Linked DNA regions of Mus musculus: region 2 is linked to region 1. Evidence: chromatin loops called from intact Hi-C (ENCODE). Cell type or tissue: heart. All regions are shown on one strand.

Region 1 (8,000 bases):
AAAACATTAGCGCTGTTATATTTTTATGGGGCCGGCATCCTATGTGGAGCCTACCATTGAAAGAAGCATTGTTGGGGGCTGGTGAGATGGCTCAGTGGGTAAGAGCACCCGACTGCTCTTCCGAAGGTCCAGAGTTCAAATCCCAGCAACCACATGGTGGCTCACAACCATCCGCAACAAGATCTGACTCCCTCTTCTGGAGTGTCTGAAGACAGCTACAGTGTACTTACATATATTAATAAAAAATAAATCTAAAAAAAAAAAAAAAAGAAAGAAGCATTGTTAAGGGTACAGAACAACATTACAATATTCCTGGTGCAAATGTATAAAAACATACAAAGCATAAGCAAGTGAGGCTCGACTTTTGACCATTCTTGTCAAACTCTCTGGCTGCACCGCACTACCTGTCTCGTCCATTTCTAACAAATACCGTGCACAGCACGACCCCATGACCTGGCACTCTGGTCTTTCCATTTGAGTGGAGGAAAGAAGAGTCCGGGCATAGAAGCAATGAAGAGCAGCACACTGCTTCAGTCTCTTCTGCTGGCTCACAACAAGGCAAGACAACCTCTTCAATGACTGCTAACAGCACACATATGAGTTGCTGAGATACAGTGGTGTGATTCAAGGTGAAAGGTACGGTCGGGAGCCCCTGTAGATTTCCCTGTATAAGTCAGAGCCCCTGTAGATTTCCCTGTATAAGTGGAAGGAAGAGGAGATTCCAGGCTATTTGTTTGGTGAGTGCTTTTCTTTATACTCGTCATGTGTTTCCTTCCTTCGTTTATTTTTCTTTGGTTGCTCTTCAGAGAACACCTTTCTAGACACGAGTGTTTTGAAATTCTGATCAGAACTGGAAGGGGAAGGAGCTGGGGAATAATGGAGATGCCTGTACTTATGTGACACATTCACAAACCCTATGAATTTTTAATGAAGGAACAATGTCCACAATTAGATTTGAAATGAGGTTTTCTTTGTGGGCGCTCTTACAGTAAGTGGACTGTGGGTGGATTTTACTTTGTATTCTGTAAACGGTATCAGTGCAGAAACCGCTCCAGTTTAATAGAAAATAAAAGCAAATTGTTGATTGTTTACAGCTTTTCTCCCCCTCCACATTTACCAGAAGTGTGGCAGTTTTTAAAATTGTTTTCCATTTTACTTAAATGCCCCATAGACGCCAAAGCACTCAGTGGTACAGAATGTGACTCCAGTCATGACCCAAAGCTGTCCTTTCGCGTGGCAGGGGGGAGGTTTTATTTGTCTGATTTGTTTGAAACTATAAAAATAACCTGTAAATGTAGACCTCTGGGAAAGCAGATCTTAAACTTTGCCATTTGTAAACCTAGGCATCTCAAACGACTATCAGATAGTTTGATAGCTGAGAGCAGGAGACAGAGGACAGAAGCAATGGCGACTTAATTTGCATTTTGAGGCTGGAGCTAAACTCTCATGCTCAGATGGCTTCAGTGTGGACTACAGTCACATATCCAGGCAGCTTCCTACCATGTTTACCTGGTCTCCAAGGCCCTTCAGTGTCTGGCTGCCAGTATCTTCTGCAAGCCCAGGCTCTGAGACTTGTTTCCTCTCAGGAAGCACGGGGACTGTTAATCTCCTGTGAGACTGCCAGGCATGATCTTGGCTTGGTGATGCTGCATTTGGTGCCCCCGAGGTCCCTGCATGCCAGCCCTCTCCCTCCCCTTAGCCCAGTTCTGCTGACCCCACCCAAGTCCTCGTTCTTGGCCCTTCACTGGCCTCTAACTATAACTGCAACCCTGGTTAGCTTCTTTCTATAAGCCTTAGTTTTCTCTATAGATTTCTTGGGATCTGAATTTATATCACATGGAGATTCCCTTGATAAATTAGCCTTCCACAGGGATAGACTTATTTTTAATCATTTAAAAATGTTTCTTTCTGCTGAATTGCCACAAGCCAAAACAGTGCCTAATAGTATATACATAAATCCTGCCTCTCCCACACACTCAAATTCACTGAATAGTCATTATGACTGTGACTGCATATGCATATATGCGTGCACACTGCATTTCTTATATCTCTACTTTCTGTACTTTTGATGATGATGATGTCTGTGGCCTTAAGGACCCTGGAGGAAACTAGTTCTCCTGGGGGTAGCCGGTTTCTCCAGACATCATAGGGTCACTTGGGAGCCACTCTACAGATGAGAACCCACAGACCAGGATCCCACCATCTCCCAAATGCTTTTGGCTCTGGGTTTCTCCTGCGCTAGGTCACAGTTCTGCCCCCACTATGCCGGAGCTAGATGAGGCATGGCAGGTAATTGCAGATGGTTCCTCACCCCTAAATCTGTTTAAATTATCTGGCCTAGCCAAGCCTACACCTGTCTTCTTTCCTGGGAAAGCACAATAAGGGTCCTTGCCTAGCGTTCCTCTCCTGAGAATGATAGAGTGCATCCCACCCCTCGCTCTGCCATGGCATGATATGCCCCCTCATTTGGGGACCCATGAGTAGCTAACCATCTTCAGGAGTCAGGCTCCATATCGTCTGCCCTTCCTATTCCTACATGATTACAATATATTAATAAGGAAAAACTAAATTCAGAAATGCAAATATATAAACATATCGGGCGATTCACTTAAATAAATATAATTCTCTATATCTTGAAGGAAAATGTAATCACCAGAAGTTACAGCTTGCTGCATCCAGAAGAAATAAGATGATGCTGACATTTAAAAGATTTGTAAGTACTTTAGCCTCTATCTCACTCAGCCCTGAGATTAGCTTAGGATCTGTGTTGTTGTTGTTGTTGTTTTATTTTTTCATGTGTGTGTGTGGTTATTATTGTTGACTTTTTAAAAAGGGTATCATTAATTCAAGGGACTAGTCATGATTCTTTTATTCTGCCATTAGAGATAATTAATCTCATACAACAAACACGTTATGGAGTTTGAATGATGCAGCCATGTAGATTTGTCAATTGTAGGCAATGTACGACTTTGCTGGGAGTATTAGTAATGGTGCGGGGTGGGGGTAGGCGTGTCAGTGCCTATCTGAGTACAGGAGTGCAGGGGACATTTCCCTACCTTCTGTTCAGTATCACTAAGAACTTAGAAGTGGTCTAGAAAAATAAGATCTTTCAAAAGGAAAGTAAGTAAATAAAATCATACCTGTACTTATGCATTCTTTTTAAAAAAAAATAGAAGGAGATAAGAAATCCTGCCCCCACTTTCCTCAGTTATAGCTTACATGGCACAGCTCCCTGCCTCGGAGCAGTCAGCGGAGTTTTCGACACAGTAGAAAATAGTTGTTCCCCTTTCGTTCATTCCAAAGCCATGGTTCATGTTGTTCCATGGCCCACTGGCCAGATGCCGCTCTGTTCTCTGTTGGAACACACCTCCAGCTGGGCTACGCCAGGCCTGATGGGGGCACGGCAGTTCTACAAACCCAAGCTGGGAAAATGACCTTTGGTAGACTCTCATAAGTCAGCTCTGAGGAATGTGCTGGGTGGTTACCCATTAGGGGTAACCGGTAAGGACAAGAGCCGGAGGCTGAAGTCTTAGTAAAGCAGGATTTGGCCAGAGAGACAAGAAGATGTCCACAGGAATGGTCCGGGCAGCTTCCAGAAGGCACTGGAGGGAGTCTCAGCCTATCAGCTGCTAACCTTGGCACTGGACCCTTCATAGGGACTTGACAGCCCAGGCAGCTGTCTTCATGAAGTTGGATGCACGCCTGCTGACTCAGGCTACAGAACCACTGCCAGGATGGCCATTCTGTAACAACCACATATTCTGTAATAGAAATACTAGCGCCCACTCAAGGCAATAGTAACGGTGCAAGAATAATTTTTCAGCTGCCATGAGAGAGGTTTTGAAACTGCTTACAGGCTGTGGAAGCATGCTTTTCAGAAATTAATACAGAATTTGAGAATTTTTATCAAAGGGGACAGGAGTGCTCGCCATGGCCCTACAGCTTCCCTTCAGGCTGCTGGTATTCACATTTGCTGCCTTGTGTGTACCCACTACTTCTCCACGCCTCCCTCCTTTCTGACTCACATCAAGGCCCACCTTCTCTGAGGCACCTTACATGATCAATTCTTGCCTCTCTAACTTCAGCATTCCCTAAGGTGTGGGATTTAACAGGGAACAGAAAACCATTATTTTAATTTTTAATAGTTAAATTTGCTCTGAGCCATGTGAAATTGCTGTTTCTGTGGATTTAAAAGCTAGCCAAATATTAGCGCTTTCATATAGTTCAACCTAGTATATGACAGAAAGAAATATATTTTAAAAGAAGGACTTCACCATTTGTATACAATGAGACAAAAAATGAGTACTTTAAAGGCACATGTAGAAATAAATAAGTAAACATATCTCTTGACCACACAGCTGTAGTAAAATTATTAAACTTGTATCCACTAATGGAATTGAACAGTGGCATTCTGACAACCAGTGTTCTGTGTTCCTTATATGTCCCATTTTGTATTCATGGTAGCCTGGGGTGGGAAGGATCTCTGTATTTGGGTCCTTCAGCTGGTTCTCAAAGCATAAAGAGGCAAGAAGCACTTAGCATAATCCCTACCAGGTTGGTGGGTGGGGATGGTGTTGTCTTACCAGAGAACATTGGTTGCTTTCCTTCATGTTCATTTGAATATGTGAAACTGATGGAACAGAGGGTGCTGTTCTGGCCAAAAGTCTATAATGTAGAGCAGAGTAGAACCCAGGTGTCCCTGGCGGCTTTGATGGGCACCCACTTCACCAGCGCTCTGCATTACAGTGACATGTGGGTATTGGCAGCTTAGGGGCTGGTGATCTGGGCTCCTGTTTTGTAGCACAATATGCATAGCCTCCCCTCCCTTCCCCCAAACACACACACTTTCCAGGCCCACTGAGAAAGGAGGCTGTGAAAAGCCATCTTCTTTGGTGATATCCTGTGACGATTGTCCTTTATGCCCCCATAGCAACCAACTTTAAGTTCTTTTTAAAACCAAGACCTTGAAAGTATAGGAGGGTAATGTTTTCCAATTCATTAGAAACTAAACTAAATTAACTTCCTGTATATTTTATCCTATTAAAAAAAAGACATAAAATAGTCATGGTGTTGGCACTTATAGGGCTTTTGTCAGATTAAAAAAAAAAAAAAACGGTCATTAAGAAATTAAATCCTGCATACTCGTCAGCCTTTACTTCCATGCACAGAATAATGGGTCTTAAAATACAGGCGGTTGGTCATGGGTCTTAAGATACCTGATATGAAAGATAAGCATCTGTTGTAGAAGTGCATGGCTGAGAGAGGACAACATTATTTTCATGTGTGGCACAAGGAAGATGCCAAGAGCAGGAAAATCTGGCAAATTCTGAAAGGATGCAAGAGTCCTTAGTGGGAAGAGACAGAGGAAGTGGGCTGGAGCTCTGGCAGGGACCAGGGACCAGGACCAGGCTGTGTGAAGCTGGCGGAGCACAGTGGAGGCGGGGCACCGTGGAGGTGGGGCACAGTGGAGGCGGGGCACCGTGGAGGTGGGGCACCGTGGAGGTGGGGCACCGTGGAGGCGGGGCACCGTGGAGGCGGAGCACCGTGGAGGCGGGGCACCGTGGAGGTGGGGCACAGTGGAGGCGGGGAGAGGATTTTCCTTTAGCAAGTTTACTCAGAGACCACTTTCACTGCGTGTATCTAACGACAATGGTACTTTTATTCTTTAAAATCTTGTTTTCCTCTTCAAAATTTTACTTTCAGAAAAATGTCAAGGGATTTTAATCCATGCATGCTAAATACAATGTTTTCTTATATAAAAATGGTGGTTTATCAACCAGAAAACTGAAGTAAACCTCTTTAGAGAAGATGGCTCAGAAAGATAAGGGGAGTCTTGGCAACATAAACACGCTCTTACCAGCTCATGAAATGCTAAACCTAGGGCTTACTGTTCATGGCGGAAAGAATATCACTGTAGAAGGAAAATAAAGCAAGCTTTTATAGCATGAGAAGGAATCTCAGAATTCATTAACCAAGAGACCAAAACAATACACAAAATATTGTGGTATATTTTAAGAGAGCTTTAAATAAAGTCACGGGGGACAGATTTATAGCACTCTCATTAAATCGGGACAGCAATGGCGGGGGTGTGTATATGATCCTTGGTGACAGGAAAGAAAGTATATTACTAGACTTTGTATTGACTAACTGCAAAACCCATCAATGACACGAGGGTGACAGGGCTCCTAGAGGAAAGGTACTGTGTAAGCTCGAGTTCCCGACAGAGAAGACAGACAGCGTTGCTCCTAATCAGACCCGAAGCACAGCCTAATGAAATGTGTTTGGGAAGTTCAGAGCAGCACGTGTGATGGCAACACAAACCAGCTCCACTAAGTTTAGGAGAGGATGGAAAATAAACATTTAATTACAGAACAAAGTAACCATATACAGAAGACAAGAGAATGAGTTATTCCAGACACAAGTCACTGCCTTACAGGAGCTGCTCTGTAGCATTCTGACCCCAAAAGCATGCTTGGTGGACAGAAATGATGCCGGTGGGGAGGGGATGGAGGAGGGAGGGGATAGTAAATAGGGATGTGGACAGAGTCCTCAGAGGAACAACTTAGGTGAGGCACAACTAAGTCCAGTAGGGTTGTTGCTCCAAAATCCAGAAATGAACATTGCAGGCAGTATGGGTAGATAAGATGTTTTAAAAAATAGTTTGAGGGCTGGAGACACGGTTCACTGGTTAAGAGCACTTTCTGCTTTCCCAGAGGGCTAGAGTTTGGTTCCCAGCAATCCCACCAGGAGGTTCAAACTACATGCAACTCCAGCTTCAGGAGGTAGGTTTCTTCTAGCCTCTGTGGATATCTATCTATACATCTAAGGCATACACGCAAGTGCACATGCGTGGATGACACACACACACTCACATACACACACTCACACACATACTCACACACATATATGCATACACACATACATACATACACACACATTTTGAGAGGAGGAACAAAGGGGAAACAGGATCATTTTTGGTTGAAACTATTATGATGTCAATCCCACTGTGAGTGTCCCCTGCAGTGAAATCACCCTTCCATTGGGAAGGTACAGTCAACAGAGTAAGTATGGGGTTTCAGCCTGAGGTACAGTGGAAGCCCTGAGGGCCTCATTTACAGAAGCTGCACTCAGGGGGAAAAAAAAAAAGAGCTTGAGTGTGTCTGGCCCCTACACCAATGTGACTTGACAGTAGGCTAAATACTTTAAGTCCTTCCCCAGTGAAAATATAGATTTCAATTTGAACAGTAGTTCAAAATGAACTACATGAGCTCAACAGAATTCTAAAGCATTGGTGCCAGTTTTAGAGGACCACTTACTTGCCGGGGGAAATGATCAATTATGAGAGTGATCTCCACACATTAGAAGAACGAGAGCAAGTGATGGACCACGTCGGTGAAGCATTGCTCTAAAAGGGATGGAGGATCATCCAGGAATCACAGGTCCTGTTCATGCATTCTGTCCCCACCCTGTTCACTCATTCTGTCCCCACACATCCAGCTCCCACCGAGGAAACACCTGCTCTGTCCAGCACCATTTGAAGTTCTGTACCAGCAAGCACTTCCTCCAGAGAAGGGAGGTGCAGCTAGCTTGGTTGAAGGTGAGTATGTGAATCAATTAAAACACTGGTTAACAGAAGCGTCGGAGGGAGGACCAATTAATGGGCCAGTGATGGCGAGTTTAGATTTTCTTGAAGGATGCACAGAGGTGAACATCTGCAGGTCAGGGTCTTTAGAAAGAATAAAATGAGGTTTCAGACATGGGCACCATGGTGATCAAAAGTGTGAAAAGGGTAGGGTGCTGTTTAGAAAATCAGCACTTTTGATTGTCTGAAGTCTGCAAAGCAAATTAATGACGGGATGGTGAGTTATCACGTTGACCACAGAGACCCAGGCTAGGAAGCACCGACTCTTCAGCTAAGATGGTGCCCAAGGGAGTATTGTAAATCGGGAGTGCCGGGATACAATTTGTAACTTAAAACAATAAGTTCTGTATCAGAGTGG
Region 2 (8,000 bases), 100 kb before region 1:
GATTCTCCATCCCATGGCCAGCTGTTACTCCTCCTTCAAGGGTCAGCTTATGTCATCTTCGTAAAGGAGATCTCCCTGCCTCCAGGGTGTGACGAGTACACATCCTTGCTGTGTTTCTAACGTTCCCTATGAACTCCACTGGTACAGTCATCCTGGGCAGTGATGGCCTTCTTCCCATTACCACTCACCATTACTTCACAAATACACTGCCACCCTCTGGTCCATATTTTATCTTTCTCAAAGATGTGTAGTGACTAATGCTGGTCAGGGCACAAATAAATGACTGGAAGGTGGGATGTTGACATGGAGGACGTTTAATTTTGTGTTCAAGAGGATTTATACATATGTTATTGTCCACCAGAGGTAAATGCTCTCATGACAGAGAAATAGGCCTCTGGGGTCATGAGCACTGGGGATAAAAGTCAAGAGTGGGACTAGAAAGGTGGCTCAGTGGTTAAGGGTGCTGGCTGTGCTTTCAGAGGTCCTGAGTTCAATTCCCAGCAACCACATGGTGGCCCACAACCATCTATATATAATGGGATCCGATGCTCTCTTCTGGGATGCAGTTATATATGCAGATAGAGCACTCATACATAAAATAAATGAGCCTTTAAAAAATAACAAGAAAGGAAGGAAGAGAAAGAGAAGAGAGGGGAGGGGAGGGGAGGGGAGGGGAGGGGAGGGGAGGGGAGGAGAGGAGAGGAGAGGAGAGGAGAGGAGAGGAGAGGAGAGGAGAGAATTACAATTGATGTCAGACACTCTAGGAGAACCGGAAAGTACTCGTGACAGCCAAATATCTCACTGGATTCTCAGTTGGTTAAAAAATGTTTTTGAAAGCATGTGTAATTTGGGGGAGGCAATACCAATTTGTTAGGTTTGGAGGGCTAAGTAAGTAATTATAATTCCTATCTTTTGTCTCTCAGTGACTCCAGCTGAATCTATGCTATCTTGTTCTACATCTGGTTATTTTCTGACTTTGTGAGACCTCTTCTTCATGTTTGGGTGAACACCTGTTACGTAGTTGACATTAAAATTGCCAACAGGACAACCTGCTATTCGAAGTCTGCAAGCCAAAGCATCCTTGAGAGCTTGTAAAAAACAAGCTTTTAAAAAAAGACTCAGCTTTTCTCAGAATCCCCCATCGGTGACTGTGCTTCAACCCTTACGCACAATTGGAAGTCCCAGACACACAGCAAGGACTGATCGATCCTGGGAAGCCGGGTAACGTGGTTAAGATGCTAAGCTAAGTTAGGAGATAGCACGAACCTGAAATGGAAAGTAGTAACTAAAATTTAAGTGAATTTTGAAAGGATTTGATGTGGTTTTTATGAGCTTTGCAAGTGTCTGTCTCTAAATCCCCATTTTCAATAAAAGAATAATTGTCACTTGGAACAGGAAAGAGAAAAGTTACCTAAGACCTGGAAACAGGCAGAGAGATCAATGCAGATCCTCTCACTGGGATACTGGGCATGGAGCAGCCAACCACAACCCCCACTTTCGCCTTCACTGGGCTGTGTACTTTGGTTTATCTTTGGCTAGACTATTTTACAGCTCTGAAGAGAGAACATAAATTGTGGAAATGAACAGCGCAAATACTTCTCTGTAACAATGCAAGAGATTTTTGTTCAGTAGAAATTTAAATCTTCGTAAAGTAAATTACATGAAGAATTTCCAGCTACTATCATAGTTAGAAATCAGTATTGATTATTTCTTAGAGGGAAAAAAAAAGTGTTGTGGAATATCTTTTGAATTTTTTTCTTTCTGTTCAATCATGGAAGCTCTCATACTACTCTTTCATAGACCCAGACATAAATAAAGGCACAAAGCCCACCTGAGTTTCTTATCCCAAGCCCACAGCCTGGCTTTGATCTGCCTGTTGTTCCTAAATCCAGGGATAAATCTTCCCTTAGTGCACAGGGGCAAGGAAAAAAGGAGTCTGGTGCCCCCCTTCCCGACCTCTCGCCACCACCCCCCAATATCTATTGTTTTACATCTGGTTATTTCCGACTTTGTGCGACCTCTTCTTCATGTTTGGTAAGCACCTGCTACACATTATCCACATACCAGTCTGGTTAAAAATTTACCAAGTGCCCTGACCTTCTGCAGGTTGGGAGTTTTGAGTGTGATGATAGTGTCCTCCGTGCCTCCAAAAAGGCATATTTCTGGGGTTAAGAATCTGTGGCAGACAGAAAGATTTTGCTGAAGGGACCCTGTTATAGCTGTCTCATATGAGGCTGTGCCAGTGCCTGGCAAATACAGAAGTGGATGCTCACAGTCATCTATAAGATGGAACACAGGGCCCCCAATGGAGAAGCTAGAGAAAGCACCCAAGGAGCTGAAGGGGTCTGCAACCCTATAGGTGGAACAACAATATGAACTAACCAGTACCCCCCACAGCTTGTATCTCTAGCTGCATATGTAGCAGAAGATGGCCTAGTCGGCCACCACTGGGAAGAGAGGCCCCTTGGTATTGCAAACTTTATATGCCCCAATACAGGGGAATGCCAGGGCCAAGAAGCAGGAGTGGGTGGGTAGGGGAGCAGAGCGGGGGGAGGGTATAGGAAACTTTTGGGATAGCATTTGAAATGTATATAAAGAAAATATCTAATAAAAAAAATCTGTGGCAGAGAACTCAGGACCATCTTGCAAACATAAACTGGGCATGTTCCAATGATGTCATTTAACTCGTTAATTAATGAAGAAGCGGTAAGATGTTAAAACTGGTTCAAAGGAGAATTTGGCCTACAAAAGTCTGGGGGTTTTTTTGGTTTTTTTTTTTTTTTTGGCTGCTTAACTGTCTGTGTGCCAGTTAACCAGAACAGTATATAAAGGCTACACAAGTGGTTAATGTTCCCCTTCTGCCCCAACACACTCTCCTCAATTACTCAGTGTTCCTAAAATGTGCAAATTAAGGGGGCAATACAAAAGTGTACTGGTTATTTCCCCTGCAGGGCCAAGGAAAATGTTTCTAAATGAAATGGCCTCTCTTGCTTCCACAAAGGTCAATAACACCCCCCTAAAAAGTGCTTCTCAGGAGGCTCCCTGTGCTTCATATTTTCCTTGCCTGAAGAAGGAGGTCTGGCTGTTAGCTAATGGAATGTCCAGTTGGCCCATAGCATTATTGATTTTTACTTTCATAGAACTATAAATATTGAGACACATCTCCAGATGCCAGCCACACTTCCACACCTACTGACGGACGCCAGGCATACTCTATGCAAATGGGAGCCTAGTCCTTTGAAAACTATGAGCACAATTCCAGGGAGGCTCAGTTCCCAGTGACAGATGAGGAGATTCCCAAGGGCATGGGTTAGAGAACTTGGTCGCAGCAAGTTCACGTGATTCGAAGACAGAGTCCTTCCTAGTGAAACATTGTGTGAATCTTTCCAAGTGGGAGAAAGTACTGAAAAAACTTTTAAAATGTTCTCGCCCAACGAAATCTCCAGTGGATGAAGATATAGTGCTTCCTCATGGCCAAATCAATCTCTTCCTTGTGTGGCCCAGCCCCCAGCCCCCTTCAAGGCTGCTTGGTCTGTGTTAGAAACACTAGAATTCATTATCTCATCTGTCTGGTGCCACTGTTTCCAATAAAGTGTAATTATGGTGCTGTTGTGCTCCTTCTCGCTCTCCCAAAGCCCTGCCATAAACTTCAGGTCCCTGCGCAGTCACTTCCAAGTCAGTCTTCATTAAGTTGAATTGTCTCACAACAATGTCTATTTAATCAGCAGGGTGCCCACTGACTCTCTGTTTTAGAATTTGTATTAATGAAACCAATGGCTGGCGACTCTCTCTGCCTTAGCCACTGCACAGTTTCAACTCTACTGTTTCCTCTGGCTTTGGGAAGCCAGGCAGCCGGCCAGTGGGGAGATGTGTTCACCAGAGACGCCCCCTTTTCTCATGCTTGCGGCACCACTGGCTGTCTCTGAAGGGAAAACATCCTGTAGTTGCCACTCACCGTAGTGCGCACTGCTGCTGATAGTGTTAGGACGTACCACAGTTCACTGTTCTAAGCAGCCAAAGCAGACTGATTAGTCATTTCTTTCATTACCCAAGAAATTACCTAGATTCTACGAGGCAGGATCTGGCATGGTGTTTTCTCTTCCCCCAGTACCTAGCACTAGTACCCAGGGTCTGGTATTTGTAAAACACTTAAGCAAATACTTCTTACTGGATTGGCAGCAGGCTGAACATAGTCACTTCCCTCGCTGCCAGCCATGCATGGTAGCTCTAGTGGCCAGAAATGCAATATGCCCATGGATTCAGATACTTGGAGAAGAGAGAGAGAGGAATTAATGCGCCCAATACCTACTGTGTGCAACTGTGTGGGAAGCCTTGCAGGTCATAAGAAAGGTTTGATTGATACAGATTTTGCTGAATGTGAATGATCTTCAAAACAAAATTACAAGAATAAACACATATGGTGTAAAATAGAAGAAAAATATCTAATAAACCTAGGATGGCAAGGTTTCTCACAGGAGGGTAAAAAAAAAAAATCAAATCCAATTAGGTATTTTCAGATTCATTCTGTCACAGGTTTCCATAGCTTCCGACTTGACTGAATTTTATATCCCCCACATCAATGAAATCGTCTTCAGGGAGACAAGTTTCCTTGGCTCCTCCTGCCAGGCTTTGCAGTGTTATAAGGAGCAGAGAGTGGATCTCCTCTTGGAAGCAGCCCATTTCCTAAGCAATTAAATGCTGTTTATATTCCAAACTCCGTGCTTGGGTTGAAATTGTCAAGCTCGGTATTACCTGACTCTTGCCTAAGACGTATCTACAGCGAGTTCATTCTACTGTAAGAGCCATCTATTAAAATTTCCAATCTGTTCTCTCCTCAAGGGATCACACAGTACTTGGCAAAGGCACAGCTTCCGAATTCTGCAAATTATACTCATCTATATAAATATACATTTTTGAAATGGCAAGGCTCACAAATTACTCCAGCAAATTGACATCCCAATCTGCTATCCTCCAAAAGTAGAGGCAAATGCCATGTACCTTATACATGGAGTTGGCACTTTTGATGTTGGCTTCATAGAAATAACCTAACATTAGATGCCAGACCTTCATGAAATTCCTCCATGCAGTACAGAACTAAGGTGGAGCCATGACTGAACCCATTCTAAGAGTCTCGCGCTCTAGTGACTGAGCTATCTGGGCTGGAAAACAGGTCACAGAGACCACAGGGTGGTGCCACCAAATTCACTTGACATTGGCACAAAAGAGAGAGGATTTATTCCAATGAGTGTTCCTGGTTATAAGTCTTATTCTTTCTCATTCTGGGCTCTCATAATAGTTTCTAGGCTGAATTTACATTGCATATTTTTTCTCATTGGAGGGGTAGCCTCTGCCTGTATATTTATTGACTATATTATAGACCTTCTGGGCAGGCACCAAGAAAGCCAGCAGGCAGTGCTACTCAGTGGCTGGAGAGGCAATTCAGTGGCAACCGTGGCTAATTAGGAGTCCTCAGAGCTGACAGGGATGATGGTTAAGGAGGCTATCACTTGCCTTTTAGATCAAGCATAGAATGCTTTTTCTGATCTTCCTAAAATTGGTGGTTTTCTTCAGTAAGACCATCCCATCCATTAAGACATTGCCAATAATACATGAGGTAGGTTCTTACACCCCCATTCTCCCACTCTTGCCAAGAACCAATCACATCTCTCCTTTCGTCAGGAATCCATGAAGCCATCTCTTCACTGTTTACAGGGCACAGCCAAACTAGGCAATAGCCTTGGGGCTTCACCATCTGGTTGAGACACTCTCCAGCTTCACCTTGCTTTAGGAACACAGTGCCCAAACCAAATCCTCTTTGTTTCTGGTACATCTTTGTTCTTAGGGCTCCGGGCTCTGGTTAGATTGCCTCTGTGAACCTTTCTAACTTGGGAGAAAGACCTCTTGTTTATCCCAACAAGTTCAAATCCTGCCTGCTCTTTGAAGATATTCTCAACCCCTTTCCTTGCTCAGGTTACACTTGCTGGCATTCCCAAAGCATGTTGTGGATGCCTTGCTCCCACACGGAGGGCTATCAGCTTTGCTCAAAGTCATTCAGTTACTTGTAGTCACCTGCCTGTAGAAACTGTGACCCACTACAGTACTGTTGGTAGCCAGCACCCTCAGGAGTGCTGTTCACCTCCTACCAACTGCCTATAAAATGCCAGTCATAAAAATAGTCATATAAGATAGTCATATAAAACAGATATCATTCAGCTCATTCATTTGGTCTCTAGTAGCCCTAGACCCCAACACAGGCATATATGTGTGCATCTCCTCGCCTCCATACATACACTAATTTCAAAACCTGCCTTCCTGGTCATCACTGAAGTTCAGCAGGTCTAATCCTTATTTCTTTGGATCCTTTATTTTCTTCACTCTCCAACCCAGGGAAGGCCCCGGCAAAAATTAAGGACTTACTTTTTCTATTGTTACTCATCTGTAGGTGTGAGAAGGTTCCTTCGACTCCACCTCTAGGACAGGGGACCTGTCTACATTTCTCTTTTCTCTTCTACAAACCCTAGACATCGTGTGTAAGATGTCTTGGAAACACTTTCAGTGTCTGGTAGAACTACATGGTCCACAGAACTCAGAGAGCACTAGACAAGGTCAACTTCTCGGTGAGGCCACTGCCCTGACTCACTAAGCACCTCCTGGGGACCACAGGCTGCTGCTGGCATTGCAGAGGCCCACCCCCACCCCCACCCCACCCCCGCCCTTCCGACCTTCATACAGGAGAGCCTGACTAAGCAATGGCTCTGTCCCTAGCCCGATGATGGAACCCAGAGGTCTGCAGATCCTAGCTCGCCCCCCCCCACACCCCCTTTACCTTTCAGTTTGTCAGCCAGCAGGGCAGCTTCGTGCTCCGAGTAGTGCATGATGGCCGGCGGCGAGGGAGGCCGCAGCCTGTCCTCTTCCAGTTTGCGTCGATGCCGCTCCTCCCGGGCGCGCATCCTTTGCTTGCATTCCCACTCATAGAAGTCATCCCTGGCCTGAGCAAAATCCACGTGCAGGCGGCCGGAATCCTTTTTATCCGTGCTCGACCCTAATCGCATTCTGTAACCTAGAAGCAGTGGAAAGCCAGGTCACCTCCAGTCAGGGGACACATTTCCCACAAGCTAAGCAACTGTGCCTCAGGAGAGAAGATACCTTTTTGTCTCTGGGGGATGGGAAGCAGGTATCCTTTTAAAGACTTAATCATTAAGCACAGATGTGGAGGTAAATATACCTCCCTTCCCCCCCCCCCCCACGTTACTTTCCCAGAGGGACCCTCACAGTGCTCCTGTTGCACCATTAACCGAGCACTAAATCCTGGCCACGCCTTCCTCCCTTTGGCTTGGGGGGGGGGTCGGGGGGGGGTCTGTCTTGCTTTTTGTTTTCAATGTTCTATAACTCTATTGCATGTGCACTCTTAAAAATTCTTTTTCAAAGAGGCAGGGTATGAGTAAATACAGAACATCCATGATATTTGAAGGGGCCCGGAAAGTAAATTTCAGAACTTTACTCGGAGCCTATTGCTCATTCCCCTAGCAAACACTGCCGCTCTGGTTTTTTTCTCTGCCGCTACCAAAGCCACAATTACCCAGGCAATTTTGCAATGTTGTTTTATTCCCACTTATCCTCTGGGGCATGCGGGAGAATATGTTACCTTCAATCAAGAGGCCCCACAGTACCTCATCCAGCCTGCACGACCACACAAATTATCTGTGCAGTCTTTGAAGGCCACAATAGGCTTGTGCAAGGGCCCAAAGTTAGGCCAGAAAGGAAAAGGGGGGGAGGGGGGAACCTTTAGGGGGAAGGGAGGACTTACTGAGCACTACCTATCTTATAGTGATTGGGGATGAGGGGGGAGAGAGGTCGTGAGGGGTCAACACAGGACTGGATGCTGCCAGCCAGCCTAACTTCAAATTTAGAAGAATTGAAAGCACAGCACGGTGATTGATTCTTCAGTTTGGAGTACTCAGATTTTCACAACATCAATTCAGGTCTTAGCAGGAGCATAT

Evidence for each region. Peaks named below come from ENCODE experiments on the same cell type or tissue, not always from the same donor. Only the 100,000 strongest peaks of a DNase experiment are listed, where the experiment ranks them.
Region 2: it touches region 1 in a loop (1.9-fold over the local background); 2 of 42 quality-filtered maps call a loop at or near these places.

The regions. Positions count from the first base shown.
Region 1 is chr14:77,480,719-77,488,718 of GRCm38, reverse strand. All of the region lies in intron 5 of Enox1 (ecto-NOX disulfide-thiol exchanger 1), which reads right to left. It overlaps Gm6994 (predicted gene 6994), which reads left to right. Exons shown (of 6, transcript NR_033141.1): 4 at 2,640-2,713; 5 at 7,498-7,597. Among named protein-coding and RNA genes, the nearest start is that of Gm6994, 22 kb to the left of the region's middle. In heart, a CTCF peak has its summit at 3,384 (motif pointing right); DNase peaks (open chromatin) are centred at 3,448 and 3,628.
Region 2 is chr14:77,581,456-77,589,455 of GRCm38, reverse strand. It overlaps Enox1 (ecto-NOX disulfide-thiol exchanger 1), which reads right to left. Exons shown (of 19, transcript NM_172813.3): 10 at 6,827-7,060. Among named protein-coding and RNA genes, the nearest start is that of Gm52115, 11 kb to the left of the region's middle. In heart, no CTCF peak of the experiment used is centred here; DNase peaks (open chromatin) are centred at 3,235 and 3,855; H3K27ac peaks cover 1,661 bases.